Regions from separate parts of the Homo sapiens genome. Here region 1 is linked to region 2. A link is a loop called in an ENCODE intact Hi-C map of the cell type or tissue named here. Cell type or tissue: chondrocyte. All regions are shown on one strand. Links, peaks and the distances in the headings refer to the core of each region. The heading gives the core; the rest is flanking DNA. Region 1 has its middle 34 kb from the start of LDLRAD4. Region 2 has its middle 83 kb from the start of LDLRAD4.

The links. A loop is a pair of places that touch in the nucleus more often than their neighbours do. Peaks named below come from ENCODE experiments on the same cell type or tissue, not always from the same donor. Only the 100,000 strongest peaks of a DNase experiment are listed, where the experiment ranks them.
Region 1: it touches region 2 in a loop (6-fold over the local background); 2 of 110 quality-filtered maps call a loop at or near these places.

The regions. Positions count from the first base shown.
Region 1 is chr18:13,179,494-13,189,658 of GRCh38, forward strand. No RefSeq gene overlaps it. Among named protein-coding and RNA genes, the nearest start is that of LDLRAD4, 34 kb to the right of the region's middle. RefSeq lists an enhancer at 967-1,601. In chondrocyte, for the core only: no CTCF peak of the experiment used is centred there; DNase peaks (open chromatin) are centred at 5,640 and 6,597.
Region 2 is chr18:13,130,181-13,140,345 of GRCh38, forward strand. It overlaps the pseudogene LOC646203. Among named protein-coding and RNA genes, the nearest start is that of LDLRAD4, 83 kb to the right of the region's middle. RefSeq lists enhancers at 5,499-6,078, 6,079-6,657, 7,772-7,821, 7,830-8,124 and silencers at 6,502-6,551, 6,622-6,741. In chondrocyte, for the core only: no CTCF peak of the experiment used is centred there; DNase peaks (open chromatin) are centred at 4,741, 5,937, 6,845, 7,005 and 2 weaker places.

The sequences.
Region 1 (10,165 bases), core at 872-8,871, 49 kb after region 2:
AGTTACCATATGACCCAGCAATTTCTTTCCTGGAGAACTGAAAACATATGTCCACATAAAAACTCATACTCGAATGTTCACAGCAGCATTATCCATGATAGCCAAAAAGTAGAACAACCCAAATGTCCATCAGCTGATGAATGGATAAACAAAATGCAGTGCATCCATATTGTGGCATATTCAGCCACAGGCAGGAATGAAGGGCTGCCACGTGCTGCCACACAGACGGACCTTGAGAGCCTTGTGCTTGAGTCAATAAGCCAAAGTCCGCATGTTATATGACCCCACTTCTGTGAAATGTCTGCAATAGACGAATCCAGAGAGAGTAAATTCGAGGTTGCCTAGGGTGGGGGTTGGGGAGGGTGGTGAGTAGGGGAGGTAGGTAAAGGGCACAGGATTTCTTTTTGGGGTGAGATGACATATTCTGAAACTGAGTGTGGTGCTGGTTGCACAGCTCTGTGACACAGTAAAAACAATCAAATTACATGCTTTAAATGCGTGAATTGTGTGGCATGTGAATTATAGCTCGTTAAAGCTGTTCTTTACAAAAGAGGTGCTAATGACCGATCACACCAATGAGTCTCCATGGCTGCTCTGCGAAGCCCTCTGTGCCCCAACCCATTTAGTGGCCCTAGTGATAGATGCTGCCATTTCTGTGTGAGAAAGCTTAGTGAGGTTCAGGAGCTTGTCCAACATCTTCCCATTTAGCCAGTAAGGGGCAGATCTGGTGATTAAAAAAACAAACCGAAAAAACCCTAGCTTTCTTATGGTGTAATTGACATATAATAAACTGCACCAATTTTTTTTTTTTTTTGAGATGGAGTCTAGCTCCGTCACCCAGGCTGGAGTGCAGTGGCATGATCTCAGTTCACTGCCACCTCTTTCTCCTGGGTTCAAGTGATTCTCCTGCCTCAGCCTCCCAAGTAGCTGGGATTACAGACACCTGCCACCACGCCCAGCTAATTTTTATATTTTTAGTACAGATGGGGTTTCACTGTGTTGGCCAGGCTGGTCTCGAACTCCTGACCTCATGATCCACCCGCCTCAGCCTCCCAAAGTGCTGGGATTACAAGCGTGAGCCACCGCGCCCGGCCAAACTGCCCCAATTTAAAGAGTACAACTGCCTAAGCTTGGGCACAGGTGTAACCCTGTGAAACCATCACCATAATCAAGACAATCAACATGTTGCAAAAGGGCCCCCAATTCACTCTGCCAAAAGGAAAAATACCAAGCTGAAAGCTGAGTCATTGAAGAAGCTGCCTTTCCTTTTATTCCTAAGCAGATAGCTACAGATAACAGGTTAAACGTCTCTGCAGGGAGCTACTCTATGTTCACCTTCTTTTATGTAAAGTGCTGGTTTACTTAGCAGGAGACCAGTACATACTTGACTATTGCCCTACCTGCTCCTTTTCTCTTGCAACATATGGATTACCATACCCCTCCTCTTTCCCCTCCAGCCCACTTTTCCCCTTTAAATATTAAAGCCTCAAAATCGTCTTTGGAAAAAGGCACAGACCACGGACTGCTTCTGGGATTCTGTCTTTTCTTCTGCCAGGCAGGTCCTTAACCTTGGCAAAATAAACTTGTAAATTGATTGAGACCTGTTTCAGATACTTTTTCATTTACAACATCCATCCCCCAGAGTTCCCTCCTGCCCAGTCCTAATCTCCAGCATCTCCCTGCCCCCCACCCTGTCCCCAAACAACTGGTGGTCTGTTTTCTCTCATTAGAGATTAGTTGGCATTTTTATATAAATGAAAACATACGGCATATTTCTTTTTTGTCTGGCTTTTAAAATTCCGTGGTGTTGTTTTGAAATTCTTCTGGGCCATACACAATATGCATGTCAATAAATCGTTCTTTCTGATGACCAAGTAGTATTCCACTGTATTGATTATACCACAATTTCTCTATTCATCTATTGATTTGGTTGTCTACAGTTTGGGACTCTTACAAATATAGCTGCTATGAACAATTGTGTACAAGTCTAAATGGATAAGCAGTCGTCCCCTCTTATCCATGGGGGATGCCTTCCAAGATGCCCCCCACAGTGGGTGGCTGAAACCTCCAGTAGTACTAAAGCTGACTGCCGGCCATTGGGACATGTCTCCACTGAGGACTTCCATCCACAAACTTAATGCTTTTTCCATCTTAGCCAAGCACGCACTATACACTGTGGCTGTAACTTTTGCAGTTTGAGGAGCAATAGCAAAACTAGCATGAATTTCTTTTTTCTTCTTCACAATTTCACACACAGACGCTTTGTTCTTACTGTAGAGCTCAGTGTGTGATTTTTTTCTTTCCTTATTAAGTCAAAAACGTTCACCTTTTCATTTGAAGGAAGCAACTGATGGCTTCTCTTTGGCGTATCCGAATTGCCAGCACTACTACTCTTGCACTCTGGGGCCATTCTGAAGTAAGACAAGGGTGACTTGAGCACAAGCACTGTGGTACCGTGACACAAGTCGATCTCATCCCGAGACGGCTCCTAGGTGGCGATGACGGTACGGACATGCTGGAGAAAGGAAGGATTCACACCCCACCTGGGACCGAGCGGGACAGGGCAAGCTGAGCGACGGTACTCAGAATGACATGGAATTTAAGACATGAATTGTTTATTTCTGGAATTTTCCATGTAACATTTTCAGACCACAGGTGACTGTGGGTAACTGAAAGTGCAGAAACAGAGATAAGGTGTGGCTGCTGTATGTTTCCTTTCTCCTGGGTAAATACCTGGGGGTGGAGTGGCGGGGTCATAAGGTGAGTCTATCAGAACTTCTTAAGAAATAGCCAGGCTGGCTTCCAGAGTGGCTATTCCTTGTTGTAGCCCCCACAGCCGGGGGTGAGAACACAGCGAGCATTTGGAGTTCAGCTGCCCAAAAGCAAAGACCACGAGGGCTACGGTCACGTGTGTGGTGGGGCTGATATGCCACTGGTGTGCTGACCCCGCAGCTCCTGCGGCTGCTCCCCTGGACCCGCCTCCACTAGAAGCAAACAGCCGAGGCCCCACCCTCGAAGGGGATGATCCCCCTTTCTCAGGTGTCTTTCTTACGGCTTTGGTGGGAGCTGTTGCTTGTCTGTCACTGTCTACCAGAAAGTAATAAAACAAATGAGCCAGCTGCAAATGAAATGGAGTTGAAATTAGGAGTTCACTTTTAGTAGAATAATTTGTTATTTTCCATTAATGTATGCTTACGATTAGGACTTTATATTTCCACCTATAATATATTTGATCTTTAAAGGTGTTCCACAGATGGGAGCTCCTTGATTTCCCATCTGAGCCTAGAGGGGGACACAGGAAACCACTGGCAGCTTCTGGGGCAGGGAGTGAGCTGGGGACGAGGAGATTGCCTCTCTGCCCTTGTTGTGATCATAGAACAGAGACCACATGCGTGTAGGTGCTTGAAATAAAGAGACAAATACGGCCGGGCACAGTGGCTCAGGCCTGTAATCCCAGCACTTTGGGAGGCCGAGGCGAGTGGATTACCTGAGATCAGGAGTTCGAGACCAGCCTGGTCAACATGGCGAAACCCCATCTCTACTAAAAATACAAAAATTAGCCACACGTGGTGGTGGGTGCCTGTAATCCCAGCTACTCGGGAGCCTGAGGCAGGAGAATGGCTTGAACCTGGGAGGCGGAGGTTGCAGTGAGCTGAGATTGTGCCACTTCACTCCAGCCTGGGCGACAGAGTGAGAGACTCGGTCTCAAAAAAAGAGAGACAAATACAACTTCTGTTGTCATCCTTTATTGGGGAAGCAGATGGTAAAAAATAAAAATGAATAGAGGTAGGCGCACATGACATTAGTTGCTGTGTAAAAGGAATAGGAAAGACAGATGAAAATTAGAGGAGTCAGACAGGATGCTGTTGAAATTAGGGTGACCATGTAATATATTTTTTTAACCAGGATAATTTTTTAAAAACTTTTAATTTTGAGATAATTGTAGATTTGCACACTGTTGCAAGAATTAACACAAACAGAATTCCATATGCCCTCACCCACTTTCCCCAGCGGAAATATTTTGCATAACTCATCTGCTACCACAGCCAGATAACGCATTGATGCACTCCCAACCCCGCTCAGAGCTTACCAGTTTCACATCAAACCGTGATGATTTTGAGAGTGTAAGAGAACAGAATTATAATTTTTCCCAGATGACAGATGTGAACTATGACTGCCCATGGTCTCCCGTGCTTTTTCTAGGAGCCTACAGAACCTGTTCAGGGAGATAGAAAGAAAAAGGGGACACAGACAGTTCCTGCCATGAGGACTTTCTGTCTACTGGAGGGATACCTCAGAATTCAGACAATCCTATGCAAAGTGGAATGTGTGAAGTGAATAACAGAGTAATAGGATGCAGACAGCATTAACCTCCACTTGAGAGGCTGGGGAAAGTGTCATGTTGGACAAGACAGCTGAGTTTGTCCTTGACCCCTGGGTGGCTGCCTCTTGCAGTTCCTGGCATAGGTTAGTGGCTAGGAGCCAAACTGTCCAGGCTGAAATCTTGCCTCTCTCCTCACTGCCTGTGTAACTGTGGGCAAGGCGCTTGACCTCTGAGCCTCCATTTCTCCTCTGTAAGAACGAAGGAGTAACAGCGCCTAGCTCGTGGAGGGTGGGGAGGGCTGCCCGAAACACACACACAGAGCTCAGAATGCATGCGGCCCTGAGGACGTGCGGATAAATGGCTACTTTGCTATCACCCACAGGTAGAAGATGCTTAATATGCATTCGTTGACTGGGCATGAAAGTGGAGAACCTGGCTAGCCATCGGGTGGGAGTGAATGGAATATTTAACTTGGGGTTGAGTTGGGCCTACAGAGAAGAGAGGTTGGGTGCATCGCGTGGAGCTGGGGAGAAAGGCTGTGGCTGGAGGGTTATTCTTGAGGACGGGACAGTGTGAACCTCGAGGATTCAGGTGGCCAAGTCAAGTCAGGTGAGAAGAGGATGCAAGACGGGGCGACAGTCTCTACTCTTCTGGGAGTTAAGAAGGTCCTGCAAGAGCTGATACTGCCCAGGTGGGTTTTTTGGGAAGCGGCTCTGGAACTGAGGCTGGTGCTCAGCAAGGGGACGAGCAGTGTGGGCCGGGGACGCTGGGCCACCTGCCATCTCCATGGTGGCCTCCGCCCATCCCTGCAGAGTGCTGTGGTGTGGATGGCCTTTGGAATTGTCCTGGCCATGGTGAGGGGGCCCGACCCTCACACTGCCAAGATGACAGATGGCTGGATGGGGGCTGTGCCTGGAAGGAGGGGTGATGGGGGTGTGAGGCCCTGTCTCCTGAGGGCAAGCCTGGTGTGCACTGAACATCTTTCACATGGGAATGTGGCTGACTGCTACGGGGTCTCCAGGAGGGGTGAAGGCAGAAGGGCCTGGCAGTGAGGAGCATGAGGACCTAGGAGCAATTGGCCATGGGGTTTAGGGATCTAAGCCTTTGGTGATGCCAGGGAGGCTGGGAGCATGGGAGGACATTTCCTTGTCAGTACACGAGGTGAGGAGGTGGAGGCAGAACCATGAAGGACTTGCGGCAAGGAGCCATGTGGCCCAAGGAGGCCTGGCTGGTGGAGTAAGGATTGATGAGAGGGCCTGCTAGGAGTGGGACACGAGGCTGCGCTGCCCTCACTGGGGGGTAAGACTTCTGCCCTGAGGCTTCTCTGTGCAGCCGGAAGGTGCACCCAGGCCTGCGCTTCCTGGAGCTGCCACCTCTCCCTGCAGGTTAGGCACCCGGACTCTGTGCCATGCTGGTGAGATCCTTGGCATTGGGAATGTAGTTTGTGCTGGAGCTGGATTCTGAGCAGCAGGAACTGGGCCTAGTCGGCTTCCCTGTTGCTTTCCAGAGTCTTCAAGGGCAGGGTGTCAGGCATCCAGGGAAAGAGAAGACACTTCTACCGACTGGCGAGCCCACACTGCCACAGTGGAGAGCCAAGAGGGCCTTCGAGACTCAAACGGAGAGGCAAACGTGGATCCCTTACCTTCTCACTGGAGAATCCAAAGGCTTCGCTACAGCAGAGAAGCCCTGTGCGTGGCTGGGCTGAGCTTTGGCGCCACGGTCCCATGTTGAAGCCTGGAGTGGCCACAGGGCACTTCTGATCTCCTCATAGGCCTCAGTTTCCTCATCAGTGAAACCAGGGTGGAGAAGAATGGTGTTACCTGCAGAGATGTTGGGCTCAGAGATGAGCAAGATCATGGAAGCAGAGCATTAGCCCCTAGGATGTTTGGTGCGTGTTTGCTGCTGTTACAATGGCTGCGGGTAGGTGAACCCATTTGTGTAAAGTTCAGCTGGAATTGACAAACTCTGTTTTTGTCATGATCAGCAATCCTGCTCCAAAACACATGGCTCCCACCTGGGTACCTCCCCTCCCTTCCTCTGGCACTGAGGGCTGCCAAGGTCAGGGGTTTCAGAAGGTGGCAGTGAGAATCAGCAGAGCCTCCACTGCTGTCAGCCAGCACTGCCCTGCATCCAAACGACACAAGCAGTGGTAAGGCCTCCTGGGTGGGTCAGCTGGCAAGGAGCCCTGCCCTTGCTGTGGGCTCTGGGGGCGGCCACAGCCACTCTACAGCAGCCACATGCAGGCATCCTCTGGCTGTGGAGCAGCCGCTGGCCCATGGCCGAATGTGCACTCGGCTGTGTCTCAGGGGACAGCCTGGCCAGGCGGAGTCCAGGTCAGTGGAGGAGACAGGCTTCTGTCACCCAGCCCAGGCCCAGGGAGAGTAAGGCATGGACAGGTGGCTAGCAGCCCCTACAGCAAGCAGCCAGGATGGTCCCCCTGTGCACAGGAGTAGCCTCTCTGAGGTCAGTTCTAAGCCACACATTCCCAAAAACAAGGCTGAAGGAGCCCCTCTGGGAGGTGGAGGCTCTCCCCTTATACCTAGGGGTCCTGGGCCCACCCTATCCCATCTGTGCCTGGCATCTTCCCCTCCTTGGAAGCTGCTATTCCCTGATTTGTCTCCCTTTGCCCTGGTGGCTCCTTTAGAGCTGGGTCACCTTTATTTTTGTATCCACAAGGCCTGGCACAGGTAGGGGTTAATAAGTCCACCTGGCTGTCCACCAGTGCCTTGGGCAGTGCTGGCCCAGGATGATCGCACCTCGCTGAGACCCTCCCGACAGCTCTGGGGCCCGACAGCTCAGCAAGTGTGCTTCAGGCTCTGCCCAGGGCCACGGTCGGGCTCAGGATGCAAAGACTCAGGAAGCCTCAGGAAGCCTCAGGAAGCCCCAGACTCGCAGCAAGGTGCGAGGTGAAAACACCTTAGGTTTCCACAGGGCCTTCATCCCAAAGACTGCCCTCGCATAAACTCTCCCACATTCAGCACCCAGGGGATGCTGCCAGATCAGTCATTCTCACCTCCACTGCAGGCCAAGGGCCCAGAGCTGCTGGACCATGGGTCAGAGGCAAGCAGCACCTGGAAGCCACACCCCTCTCTCCTCCCCAGCACACCCCCAGCTACGACACAGTGCCCCGCATGCCCCGAAAACCTGATGGAGCTTTTCAAATGCCTGAAAGGCTCACCTTGCTCCCAGGGGAAAACTGTGAGCCAGGTACACTCTGGCAGGGAGAAAATAAATCCTTCTGAACTTTGGTGCCCTTATTTGTTGATCACAACTCTCATGTATGCCTGTGGGTTTAAATGATGCCACTGTAAAAACCCATTGCATATTTACTGATTGGCGTGGGAGGCACCGCGCAGGGAGGCCTGGCTCCTGGAGGCTGACTGTGGAATTACTGTGGAAGGAACTGGAGTTAATAGTTCTTACCTGTGACTTTTAAACAAAGGCCATCAGAGAAAGGGGAGAAAGGGAAGAAAGAGATTTCATGGAATAAAGAAGCAATACTATTTTCCAAGTCATGCTGTTAGCTAAGAAAATTCTGTTTTCTATAACGTAACTCTTCATAGCATGCAGGTATAAGGATGACATGCCAAATATAAATACCATGATGAAAATGAGATATTCCTCCATATGCATGTATTACATTTTGTGAATTGTATAGTATGTGTTTTCTTCTTTGTATTTATAGTTCTGCAATAATTATTACCTCACTAAAGGATGTGAATGACATAAAAGTTGTAACCTGATTCCTAATTTTTTTCAGCTTACTTCTTGTATTTAGGAGAAATGTTTCTGTGTTTTGCCACTGAGGCGTCCTCTAGAAATGAACTGCCCTTCTCGCTCCCCAGAGGAGACTGTGTCCTGCCCAGCCAGATCACCGGGCCACTGTGGTCCCTTTGTGCAAGGGCCCTGGGGCCAGAGCCCCGCAGGAGTCTGAGAAGCTGTGCATGCCATAGACCAGGCTTGGAGGGAAAAGAGCTAGGAAAATGTTTTAGGCTCATTTTAGTTTCAAAATTAAGTTTTGAGATTCTTTTAACTATCAGACATTTCACTTAAATTTCATGTTAACAATGTTTTAGGACTCGATTCTAAAGCTACACAGGTACAAATACCAAGTAACTCAGGCACATGAAGCACTCATCGTGGCTTCATTTGTAAACGCAAAAGCTCTTTATGAGCAGGGGTCTGGCTGGGTGAACCACAGTCTGCCCACAGTGGGGCCGAGACCCCGAGGTGGGCCAGGGACTGCTATGCAAGGATGAAAAGGGAGAGCTCAGAACGTGGTTAAGTGGGAAATCAAGATGCAGAAGTGTGTGTATTCGATGCTCACTTTTGCTAAGAAAGGAAGAGAAACATGAGTATGTTCTAGCAACTTGCTTGTATTCATAAAAAGAAACACTGGAGGATAAACCAAAATCTGCCCGGGAGGGAAGGGACAGAGTGAAGAGGACAAGGATGTGAGATGGAGGCTTCTTTCAATAGAGCGTGCAATAGGATTATGACTTTGGGGTCAGGTAAGTACCATATATATTTTTAAAATACAAAAAGCAAGAACAACTCCTAAAAATTAAAAAGAAACTGAAATGAATGAACCTGTGTGGTTGTTGACATATGCACCCAGAGAAAATGGTTATTTTAAGAGACTTTAGAACACAGTATTTACACTACCCATCCTTAATGGAAATCTTCTAGACAGCAGCAGACCTGTAAGGAGATGGAACTTTAACCTCATTCAGTAGTCTTGTCATTCGTAGGAACATGGGATTGCTAACTGCTAAACCATTGCATATATAATAGATAAACCATTTTAGATATAAAACATATAATATAAATGCATGGGTACGTGTGTATTTTATATGTGTATTAAATGTATTCACAATTTTTACATATATATCTTGATAAAGCAAATAAATTAGGTTACAGTTCTTATCAAATAAGATTTTTAGAAGATAAAATATTATGATGCAAAGGTGAAATCCAAGTATTAGGTAAAGTCGTTTTGAAGTTAAATTTAAATCAGAAGTATTAGCTTCACTCATGATTTTGAAAAATTCATGTTTCCAGCTCTGTCTACTAAAAATGTCTGCAAGGAAATGTAACTCATTGACAATGGCCTCCCTAGAAAAAAATAGATATATGTACAAGTGTAGATATAACTGCTGTGTATCTATGATTTGGGGAATTATTTCAATGTTAATCTTGTTATATTAAACAATGTAATTAACAAAATAAAAACCAGAAGCTTATATTCAAGTTATGATGTCATGTCTATAATATACAAATTGAGCTGAATATCTGTAATTATTGTAGATTAGTCAATATGAATAATTCAATCCTCAACATACATTGTGTTTTATTTTTCATAATGATTAATTTAATTAATTATCAAATTTCAACGTTGTTTTTGTTGCATGGGTGGAGACTTTTACCACAATACTCTGTATTGCATCTATAGAAGAGTGCAAGTTAATTATTTAAATAATCTCTTCACTGGGCATGATTTAATATATGTATGTAAGCATGTACACATGTTATTTTCCTAGAAAGAATGATTAGAAATCTTGCTGACTCTAGAAATTTCATAGTCTGCTCAGAGAAAGTAATTTATTGACTTCAGTAGAAAATATGCTGCAGCAGTTTCTTCTTCTTTTTCTTCTTTTCTTTTTTTGAGATGGAGCCTTGCTCTGTTGCCAGGCTGGAGTGCAGTGGCACAATCTCGGCTCACTGCAACCTCCGCCTCCTGGGTTCAAGTGGTTCTCCTGCCTCAGCCTCCTGAGTAGCTGGGACTACAGGCACCTGCCACCACACCTAGCTAATTTTTTTATTTTTAGTAGAGACGGGATT
Region 2 (10,165 bases), core at 1,500-9,499:
AACGTAGGCGCACTGGTAAAAGATCCTGTAAGTTAAATACATGCCAATGTAAAGGAGTAGAAGGATTCGGAACTTGGGGAACAGTAAGGGAGATTATGGAAATGAAAGTAAACGTGACCCATCTGGTCTTTAAGAGATTCGCTTGTCAAGGTGGGAGAGGGGTGCAGTGAGGATGCTAACACCCCTCAAAAGAGAACCCGACTCTGGAGGCTGACAGCCAAGGCCTTGGGCTTTGGAGAGTGGCACTGAGTGAAGGTAGAGTTGAGCAAGTGAAGCCGCGGTTGGAGCCAGAATCCTCCCTGGTGTGTTCATGACAGTTCTCATCCTGCTGTGTCCTGTACCCACCCAGAAGATGCACAGGAGCACATGTCACTGGCGGGTAGGTTCTGTGAGCATGTTGGCATGGAGAGCCAGGCCAGGCAGCCCTCTTCCCAGTATGACTTAAGAGGGGGAAGGACTCCCCCAGCCCCATCCCCACTGGGTGCAGCCAGATTCTGCTTACGTTTTGGTTGCCCCATGAAATCGCCCTTCTGTCGAATCAGTGTGAGGAGAGGCGGTCATTTATGCCTTGCCGTGCACGAGACGCTGAGGCAGGGCAGGGAAGGAACGCACATCATCTGAGCAGACTCCCAGGGGCGTCCTCAGGATGTGTCCCACGTGGACAGAAAGGCTGCTGGGAGATCTGGGGAGGGTGCAGAGGCCAGGCCTTGCCATATCACAGTTTTGCAGAGGCCACCTCTGTCTGTGCGACGTGTACTTTTTCAGTCTTGGAAGTTGGTCTTCAGCAGCCACCCTGGCCCTGTCTTTATGGAAGTGTCTAGAGAGCTCCATGTGCTCTGCTGGTGGAGCCTGCTCGCCCTCGTCCTGTGTCTCTGCAGCCTCGTTTCCCCTCACTTGCTCCTCATGTCACATCCGCCCTCATACCCCTGGAGTGGGGCAGCTTCTTCCCAACTTGGGCCCCATCACCTCCTGTCTTCTACCAGGACACCTTCCCCAGCAGGAGGATGTCTCCTTCCTGCCTGCCAGGTCCTCAGGGAAGATGGCCCACCCACTAGTGAGGAACTGCTGGACGATTCTCTGTTGAGCGTCTGTTCTGCTGATTAAACCAGAAGTACCGTGAAGTAGGGACCAGGGCTGTGGTCACCCCCAAAGCCTTGGTGCCCAGAGCAGAACCAGCGTGTGGTGGGGCTCAGACCTTGTGAGAAAATGGATGCAATGTCCAGGGAGGCCTCTGTGTCTTTAGGCAATGGAAATGTCAAGAGGATGTGGACACTAGTTTAACATAGCAGTGCATTTATATTTCAAGCCAAACACACACCATGTGAGTGAAGAGACGCTTAAAACTGAAGTCGGGAGCAGGCCAGGACTGTTCACCACAGCTGCATACCACATGGCAGGAGGGGCCTCTGATGGCCACCTGGCCCTGGAGGACGGGAAGAGATGAGCTGCGAAAGATCTGAAAGAGGGAAGCCAACATGTCATTCACAGCTGACTTCATTGTTGATAGGGAATTCCAAGAGAATTCCTCCTGGAAATGATAAGCAGTAAGAGATGTGTACCTAGGAATGCGACGGTGCCTAATTGATACATACAAATCAATAGTCTTCCTATACATAAGGAAATAATGAACGACCAGAAAACAGCGGAAGACAAAACAGCAGAAATAAGTTTAGAAATGTGTGAAGTGTATACAAAGGAAACTGTCAGGTTCCTCTGGAGCACATCGGAGACTTGAGTAGGAGTAACTTACCGGACTGCACTGGGGGCCTTCTTCCGTAGCATGAACAGCACCCATGAGTGGGGATGGGGCTGGGGCCGCACCAGTCCAGGCAGCATTTCCCCCAGTGGAGGGGGAGCTCTGCAGGTGCCCAGCCTCCCACGCTGTTTCAGTAGCTTGTTAGGAACTCTCCCAGACACGGATAGTGGCCCAGCTGCCCATCCCTGCCGTCACTGGGTCTGAGCGTGGCCTGTCCTTTGTTTAAATCCTACATTTAGCTGGCCGGACTCACACCTGTAATCCCAGAACTTTGGAAGGCCGAGGGGGTTGGATCACGAGGTCAGGAGATTGAGACCATCCTGGCTAGCACGGTGAAATGCCGTCTCTACTAAAAATACAAAAACAAAATTAGCCGGGTGTGGTGCTGGGCGCCTATAGTCCCCAGCTACTTGGGAGGCTCAGGTGGGAGAATGGCGTGAACCTGGGAGGTGGAGCTTGCAGTGAGCCAACATCGTGCCACTGCACTCCAGCCTGGGAGACAGAGTGAGACTCCATCTTAAAAAACAAAACAAAACAAAAACAAAAACACCCTGCATTTAGCATATATCTATATTAAGATTTTACATGTCTTTTTAACTGTGCCAGAATTTTATGAGGGTTGGTATGGCAATTTTTCCTTATTTTTTTTTTTTTTGAGAGACAGGATCTCACTCTGTGACCCAGGCCGGAGTGCAGTAGCACGATCATAGCTCACTGTGACCTTGAACTCCTGGGCTGAAGTGATCCATCCTCCTCAGCCTCTCTAGTAGCTGGGACTACAGGGGTGCACTACCACACCTGGCTGATTTTTGTATTTTTTGTAGAGAAGGGGTCTTGCTATGTTGCCCAGGCTGGTCTCAAACTCCTGGGCTCAATGAATCCTTCCAACTTGGCCTCCCAAAGTGCTGGGATTACAAGCATGAGCTACCGCTTTGGCCCAATTCTTCTTGGTGTTAGTTACAAAGTTGCATAGATTTTGAGTAGTGAGCCCCAAACTCTCCTTTACCCATTAGCCCGATTTTACCTTGGGACTGTGAAGCTTATGAGGAACGCATATTTTGTGTTAAAGTAGAAGATAACAATAACTAAAGCTGTCAATTCTCCCTAAACCAATTTCTACATTTAATGCCATTCCAATAATGATAGCTACAAGGTGTTGATTCAAGTAGAAAACTGGTTCTTAGGTTGGCATGGTGGTGCCAACAGGACAGCCAGGATGTGCTGCAGAGGGAGAGTGATGGCATCTGGTTCTCCCGGGCCCACCACACAGGATGTCACTGTCAGCCTCCTGGTGCTGACATCAAGGTGAGGAAATGTGTGCTCCCTCGAAGAAATGGTGGGAGCCTCCACCTCGTCCTAGGCTTTCTCTCTGGAAGAGACCAGTCCTCAGGATTCACATGTGTCATCTTCTGCTGGTGGTCCATTTCTGCCACGTTTTGTGGTTGGGTTTAATTCAGGAGGGAAGCTATTACGAAGAAACATGGCAACAACTAAGCTTGTATGTCAGCCTCTGCCTGCTGGAATCCCAGGTCTTCTCTCAGTGGAAACTCGTGGAGCCACATGCAGTCCTAACAGTAATTAAAGCAGCCTGGGTGAGACTGGCTTATGAAAAGATCAGTGAAACAGAATGGAATCCAGAAAGACCCAAATACACACAGAAATTTAGATGGTAAGTGGCAACACTTCAGTGAGAAAGAGATGGGTTAGCCCAAAATATCTTCCAGGTGAATCACATGTAGAAATAAAACAGAGTCCCAGAAAAAAATATGGGAGAACAATTTCAGTTACTCATTTCCAATTAGAAACAAAACTGAAATTTTCTCTCACCAGCACAGCATATGAGTTGTCAGAATAGCCAGGTAGCTTCACACAGGAATGTCAGCTTTGCACACGAAGTGTGTTCTAATTTGGTGTACACCGTGAGAAAACGGAAGCTGAGCAAGCAAAACAATGTAGTTATCTTCTGGGCTGGTCACCTTGGAGGTCCTCTGTGAGAAAAAGACCTGGACAGATTTCTGTGGTCGTTTTGTGTCCGGAATTGGTGGGCTCTTGGTCTCACTGACTTCAAGAATGAAGCCGTGGACTCCCGTGGTGAGTGTTACAGTTCTTAAAGGCAGTGTGTCCGGGGTTTGTTCGGATGTGTTCGGAGTTTTTTTCTTCTGGTGGGTTTGTGGTCTCGCTGGCTCAGGAGTGAAGCTGCAGACCTTCACGGTGAGTGTTACAGCTCATAAAAGCAGTGCAGACCCAAACAGTGAGCAGCAGCCAAGATTTATTACAAACAGCAAAAGAACAAAGCTTCCACACCCTGGAAGGGGACCTCAGTGGGCTGCCACTACTGACTCGGGCAGCCTGCTTTTATTCCCTTATCTGGCCCCACCCACATCCTGCTGATTGGTCCATTTTACAGAGAGCTGATTGGTCTGTTTTACAGAAAGCTGATTGGTCCGTTTTGACAGGGTGCTGATTGGTGTGTTTACAATCCCTGAGCTAGACACAAAAGTTCTCCAAGTCCCCACAGAGCACTGATTGGTGCATTTACAAACCTTGAGCTAGACACAGGGTGCTGATTGGTGTGTTTACAAACTTTAAGCTAGACACAGAGTGCTGACTGGTGTATTTACAATCCCTTAGCTAGACATAAAGGTTCTCCAAGTCCCCACTAGACTCAGGAGCCCAGCTGGCTTCACCTAGTGGATCCCACAGTGGGGCGCAGGTGGAACTGCCCGCCAGTCCCGCGCCCTGCGCCCCGCACTCCTCAGCCCTTGGGCGGTTGATGGGATAGGGCGCCACGGAGCAGGGAGCGGCGCTCGTCCGGGAGGCTCGGCTGCGCAGGAGCCCACGGCAGGGGGGAGGCTCGAGCATGGGGGGCTGCAGGTCCCGAGTCCTGCCCTGCGAGGAGGCAGCTAAGGCCCCGTGAGAATTCGAGTGCAGCACCGGCGGGCCAGCACTGCTGGGGGACCCGGTGCACCCTCTGCAGCTGCTGGCCTGGGTGCTAAGCCCCTCACTGCCCGAGGCCGGCCGCTCCGAGTGCAGGGCCGCCAAGCCCACGCCCACCCGGAACGCGTGCTGGCCCACGAGCGCAGCGCACAGCCCCAGTATCGCCCACGCGTCTCCCTCCACACCTCCACACAAGCACAGGGAGCCGGCTCCGGCCTCGGCCAGCCCAGAGAGGGGCTCCAACAGTGCAGCGGCGGGCTGAAGGGCTCCTCAAGCGCAGCCAGAGTGGACGCTGAGGCCGAGGAGGCGCCAAGAGTGAGCGAGGGCTGCCAGCACCCTGTCATCTCTCAGGTTTTAGCTCAGGGCTGCTGTCCAGCACCCGCTCTTGCTTGGATACTTTCGGTGGTGTGGCTGCTGGTTACTGTATTGCACGACAAATGTTTTTCCCTCTTTCTGTTAGTTTAATAGCAATCTTAAGCCACCTAATTGGTTTTAAATGTTTCCAGTTATTTAGACCATGAAGAAGGCCATTGTTTTCTTGGGTGCTAAGGAGGGTGATGTGCCAGTTCCCTTCCAGAGCCTAAGCCTGAGGCTACCCCTAAAACTGATTAAAGATCAGTTACTAAAATATGTTAATCATGCAAAGATGACCAAGAGAATAAAATTAAAAAGGTGTAAACAGTATGTATAGTGTGATCCTTTTCTGTAAGGAAAATTACTCATGTTGGATGCAGGTGCACCAAGAACACTTCAGGGAACATCTGCAGGCAGAGAAAGCAGGGTGCCTTTGGGAAGGCGGATGGCAGGATGTTTATTGTTCACGTTATGTCTATCACGTTTGATTTTTGAATAATATGTATTATTTCTGTGGTCTGAAAAGAGAAGGTGGAGGAGAGAACGAAAGTCAGAGAATATAACCAACCCAACACACCAGAAGCTAGTGAAGCCCTGTGAATGGCTGATCCCAGGTAAGTTCCCATGTGCTAAGCTGGAATCAAAAGTGTGGGGTCTTCATGGGGCCGGGTGCATGCACAATTGAGTGGATCTGCTGCCAGCACGTGTTGTGTTGTGCCTGCACTTGGCGTGGCTGCACAGGGCTTGCATTGGTACCGGGCTAGGGCGGTCGTGGGGAGGGCCTGGGGAAGGCTGACTAGGGCCTCCACCGTGGGACCCAAGTCCCCAGACCTGGTTGCTTTACTGTATAGTCACAAACCAAATGGGGGTGCAGACGTTTTATGTTGGGCAACAATGGGGGAATCAGGTGGGTGTGCCCCGGCATCCTTGCTCCTCAGTGCGCAGGGCCCTCGAGTTAAAAGCAAGCGTCCCCGCGGGTGGGGATGGTCCCCTGGCGGCTCTCGGCTACACCTTCCTGCCCGGCTTCCCTGCGAGGCGGGCGGCAGTGGAACTCATTCCACAAAGGCTGCCTCTCACTGTGGCCGCCGTGTCACCAGCCAGAGCTGTCAGGTACGTCAGTCATGCTGCTTTGTGGTCATGTCACTGGCATAATCCCAAGATTAGGTGGCCACAAAGAGCCATGAATGAGGTGGTAATTGCGTTCAAGGGAAAAAGAATTTAAGAAAAAAAGACTTTACTTTCTCACAAGATTCGTGAAAGAAGTGACAGCTAATATTTTAAAGCTGGAGCAAGATAATTGTGGTGAGAGATCTTTGTGTGTTCTCTGGAAAATGCTGCATGCGCACAATGAATATTCAAATGCCATTTTGCGCTGTGAATACCAGATCGCCGGGCCTGAGGCCGTCTGCATGGGCCGTCGGCGGAGTCGGCCCGGCGGGCCGCGGGAATGAGCGGGCCACACGGAGGGCCTGGGCGCGCTGCTGGGGACGCCGGCTCCGAGCAAGAGGACAGCCGCCCCTCGGGAGTCGCTGGGAAAGGAGTCAGCGCCGGGCAAGCAGCCTGCAGCCTGTGCCAGGGAAACCTAGTCAGCCGTGCTCGGCTGGGGGGCTCGCTCCGCACTTTCGGTGCCAGAAAATGCCCAGAGGAGCGGGGCGGCCCCAGAGCCTCCTTTCGGGGCGCGAGGCCCGGCGCGTGTGTACGGAGTCCAGTCCCCCCAGGGAGTGGGGTGCCCGCACCTTCCCCTCCGCGCTCGGAGCCACAGGGGAGGCCCGGGCAGAAGCGAACCGTCGCCACCCTGGCGGGGCCTCGTGACTGCGGGTGCAGAACTGGGGGTCCCCGCCGGCGCGTGTTTCAGGGGTCCTGAGGCGCGCGTCTGCGGGGTTCCCAGGCAGCACCAAGAGGCGCCGGCCTAGGAGAAATCCGGATCGAGACAACTGCTGTGGCGGCTGGGCCGAGGCTGCGGTCGCGGTGGGAGGCGGCGCTGCTGGCGAGTCCACGCGGGGCGGACGGAGGCGAAAACAGCCCGCTTTCGCGGCGCAGGCAAAAGCAGGAATGGCGACCCCTCTGCGGGGGGACCTCAGGAGGAAACGTCTGGCTTGGGGAGTCCGCGCTCGGCGCGAGCTGTGGGGGCGGCCGGGCGCTCTGGGGGCAGTTCGGTGCTCCGAGCTCAGCCTCGTCTTGCTTTTCAGGGGTTGGAGGCGGAAGGGGGCAACGGAGCGAGCCCACTTCCGATGCACAGAAGCGCAGGTGGGGAGGAGGCCCGGCTGGGGAGGCTGGTCCCCGCCGCAGCCCCGCTGCCCCTATACCTTGGCTCCAGCGCCAGAGCTCCGCCGCTGCGCCCCTGGCTTTTTGCCTCTACCCCCTACCCTCTGCCGTCCCTCTCCTCCTAAAGCCAGTCCTTCCTGTTTCTCCTGGGGGCTTCCCCAGGGTGCTCATATATGTCCCGGCACCCCCGCTCTGGCGTAAAGAAAGGGCACCGCCGCAGGGCGGCCTGAGTTTAAGGGTCTGTCCACCAGACTCATGGTACTTTACCGCTCTGTGCCTCAGTTTCCTCATCTGAAAAGTAGAGCTCATATTAGCCCTGGGGCCTTGTAGGTGGTGAACATCAAATGAACTCATACAAGGGAAGGGGTCGTGTTACCGGTAGAGGGTCCTAACTGCAAGTTGTCCAGGTTGGCGTTTTGAACAAAGAATTGGACAAAACGTGCTGCAAAGCAAGGAAAAAAGGAAGCAACTAAAGCAGGGATTTATTGAAAACGAAAGTAGTCTCCACAGTGTGGGAGCGGCCTGAGCAGGCTCAAGGGCTGCGTTATACAATCTTCTCGGTCCAAATACCCGCTAGAGGTTTCCCATTGGCCACTCATGTGCTCCCTTCATGTAAATAAAGTGGTGGCCCATAATCGGTCTGATTGGTTGCGGAAAGCAGCCAACCAGAGGCTGAAGTGAAGTTACAAAGGTCACACTCCTGCGCAAACATCTGATTGGTTGCAAAAAGCTAACGTTAAGAGGCTAAAGTGAAAGTTACAAAGTTGGACTTCTATGCAAAGGAAGACTGGTGGCAATCAGTCTGATTGGTTGTGGACAGCCAGTTTCCCTTCGGCCCCACAGAAAAGGTGGGGGGTTTGCAAAGAGTAACCTCTGGTCCTTTTGTTACTTAGGCGTGGAAAGTTAAGAGTTTTCCTTTCAATATAGTTCTAGGAAGTCCGCGTGAAACGGCCTTAGGTGATCTGCCTCCATACCCTATTCTCCTGCCTCAGACCCGTGAGTCCTAGAAAGGATGGCCATCGCTGGCCGCCACATCATCGGGGTCTCATGAATCCCTGCTCTTGTACCTCGGGAGGCAAGGCTAGGCTGCCCTGGATTAGGATCTGCTGTTTGGAAGTGCCGTGTTCTGTTTTGGTTGTGCTCCTTTGGTTGTTTGGTGGGAGTTGGCGGGGCAGGGGCAGAAAGTGGCGCCCCTGGAGAGCCGCGGGCCCAAGCACTGGGGTGCAGCCCGGCTGTGAATCCATGCATTGAGCCGCCGTCACCTGCCCTGGTGTGGGTGCCTGTGTGTCTTGCTTTGTGGTCATCCTGGTTGCTCCAGCACACAGGTGTCTAATCTTCAAGGCAGAAAGAAGACGTGGTCACCCCCCAACCCCTAGACTCTGTATGTGTATGCAGTTTTCAGAGTGTTGTCTCAGGCGCTGATTGAGTGGGCAAGGAGAGGTGCTCAGCACGCAGGAACTGCAGCACCAGACAGGAAGTCACCAAAGAGGGAGTCCAGGTCAAAAGGGACTTGGAGACACAGCAGAAGCAACCGCAAAGTCTGAATCCTGACTCGAACAAGCCACCTGGCAAAAGACATTTTGAGACAAGAGAAATTGAAAAACTGACAAGGGGTTAGTTATTAAGGGAGTACTGTTAATTTTGTTGGGCGTGATAATGATAATTTTTTAAAAATTTATTGGCTGAGTGTGGTGGCTCATGCCTGTAATCCCAGCACTTTGGGAGGCTGAGGCGGGAGAATCATGTGAGCCCGGGCGTTTGAGACCAGCCTGGGCAACATAGCATGACCTCAGCTCTACAGAAAATTTTAAAACCTAGCCAGGCATGGTGGTGCTGCCCGTAGTCCCAGCTACTCAGGAGGCTGCAGTGAGCCATGATGGCCATTGCACTCCAGCCTGGGTCACAGTGAGACCCCGTCTCAACAAAATAAATAAATAAATGAATGAATAAATAAAATGTCCTTATGTTGGTGGAATACAAAGAATCAAATACGGATAAAATGATGTGTTGTCTTCTGGGATTTCCTTTAAATACTCTAGCAAAGCAATAGACAAAAGCTGGGAGGGGAACAATACATGAAGCAAAACTGAACAACGCTGGTAATTTTTTAAAAAAATTTTATTTGACATCCTGCAAAGCTTTATTCTTTACAGGAACAGTCAGTGCCCATCACTCCCTGTCAAAAGCCAAATAAGCTGCTCTCTCTAGAGGAGTGGCAGTAGTCCTGTGTGGTCCAGTGAGATCCAGAAGGTTCCAGGAGACCTTCAGTCCTGAGTCCCTTTCAGTCATCATCGTCTGAGTCTTGATTCTTCTGCTGAGTTGGATGAGCTCTCTGGCAGGTCGTCTCCCATCTGCTGGACCCTTCCTGACTGTACATCCCACATGTATTTGATGGTCACCTTAAATTCAGCCATCTCATACCCAGAAAGCATCAGAACACCAGCCTGCTCCGGGGCCAGCAGGTGGCCCTCCTTGCACACCTCATTGTCGGACAGCAGGGTCACCACACCTCTCTCAAAGGTGGTGGGCAGGCCCGGCTGCCTCAGCTGTGGCTTCATGGGGTGGGGAACTGCTCCAGGGGCCCTGGGTCCAGGCTCACGGTGAAAGCTGCTTTGTTACAGCTCAGCTGAAGTCCATTTCCGTGTATTCTGTGAACCACTCATTCACCTCCTCCTTCCAGTGGTTGGTGAACAGGAGATCCGCTTCACCCCTCAACCTTTTGCTGACCTGGTGCAGGTTGTCTTTGCACTCACCCAATGGGCTCCGACCCAAGGCCACCATCATCACCTTGTTTTTGCCAAAGAACATCCGGCTGTGCTTCCAGGCATTCCGGATGTCCTTCAGCTTGCTGTT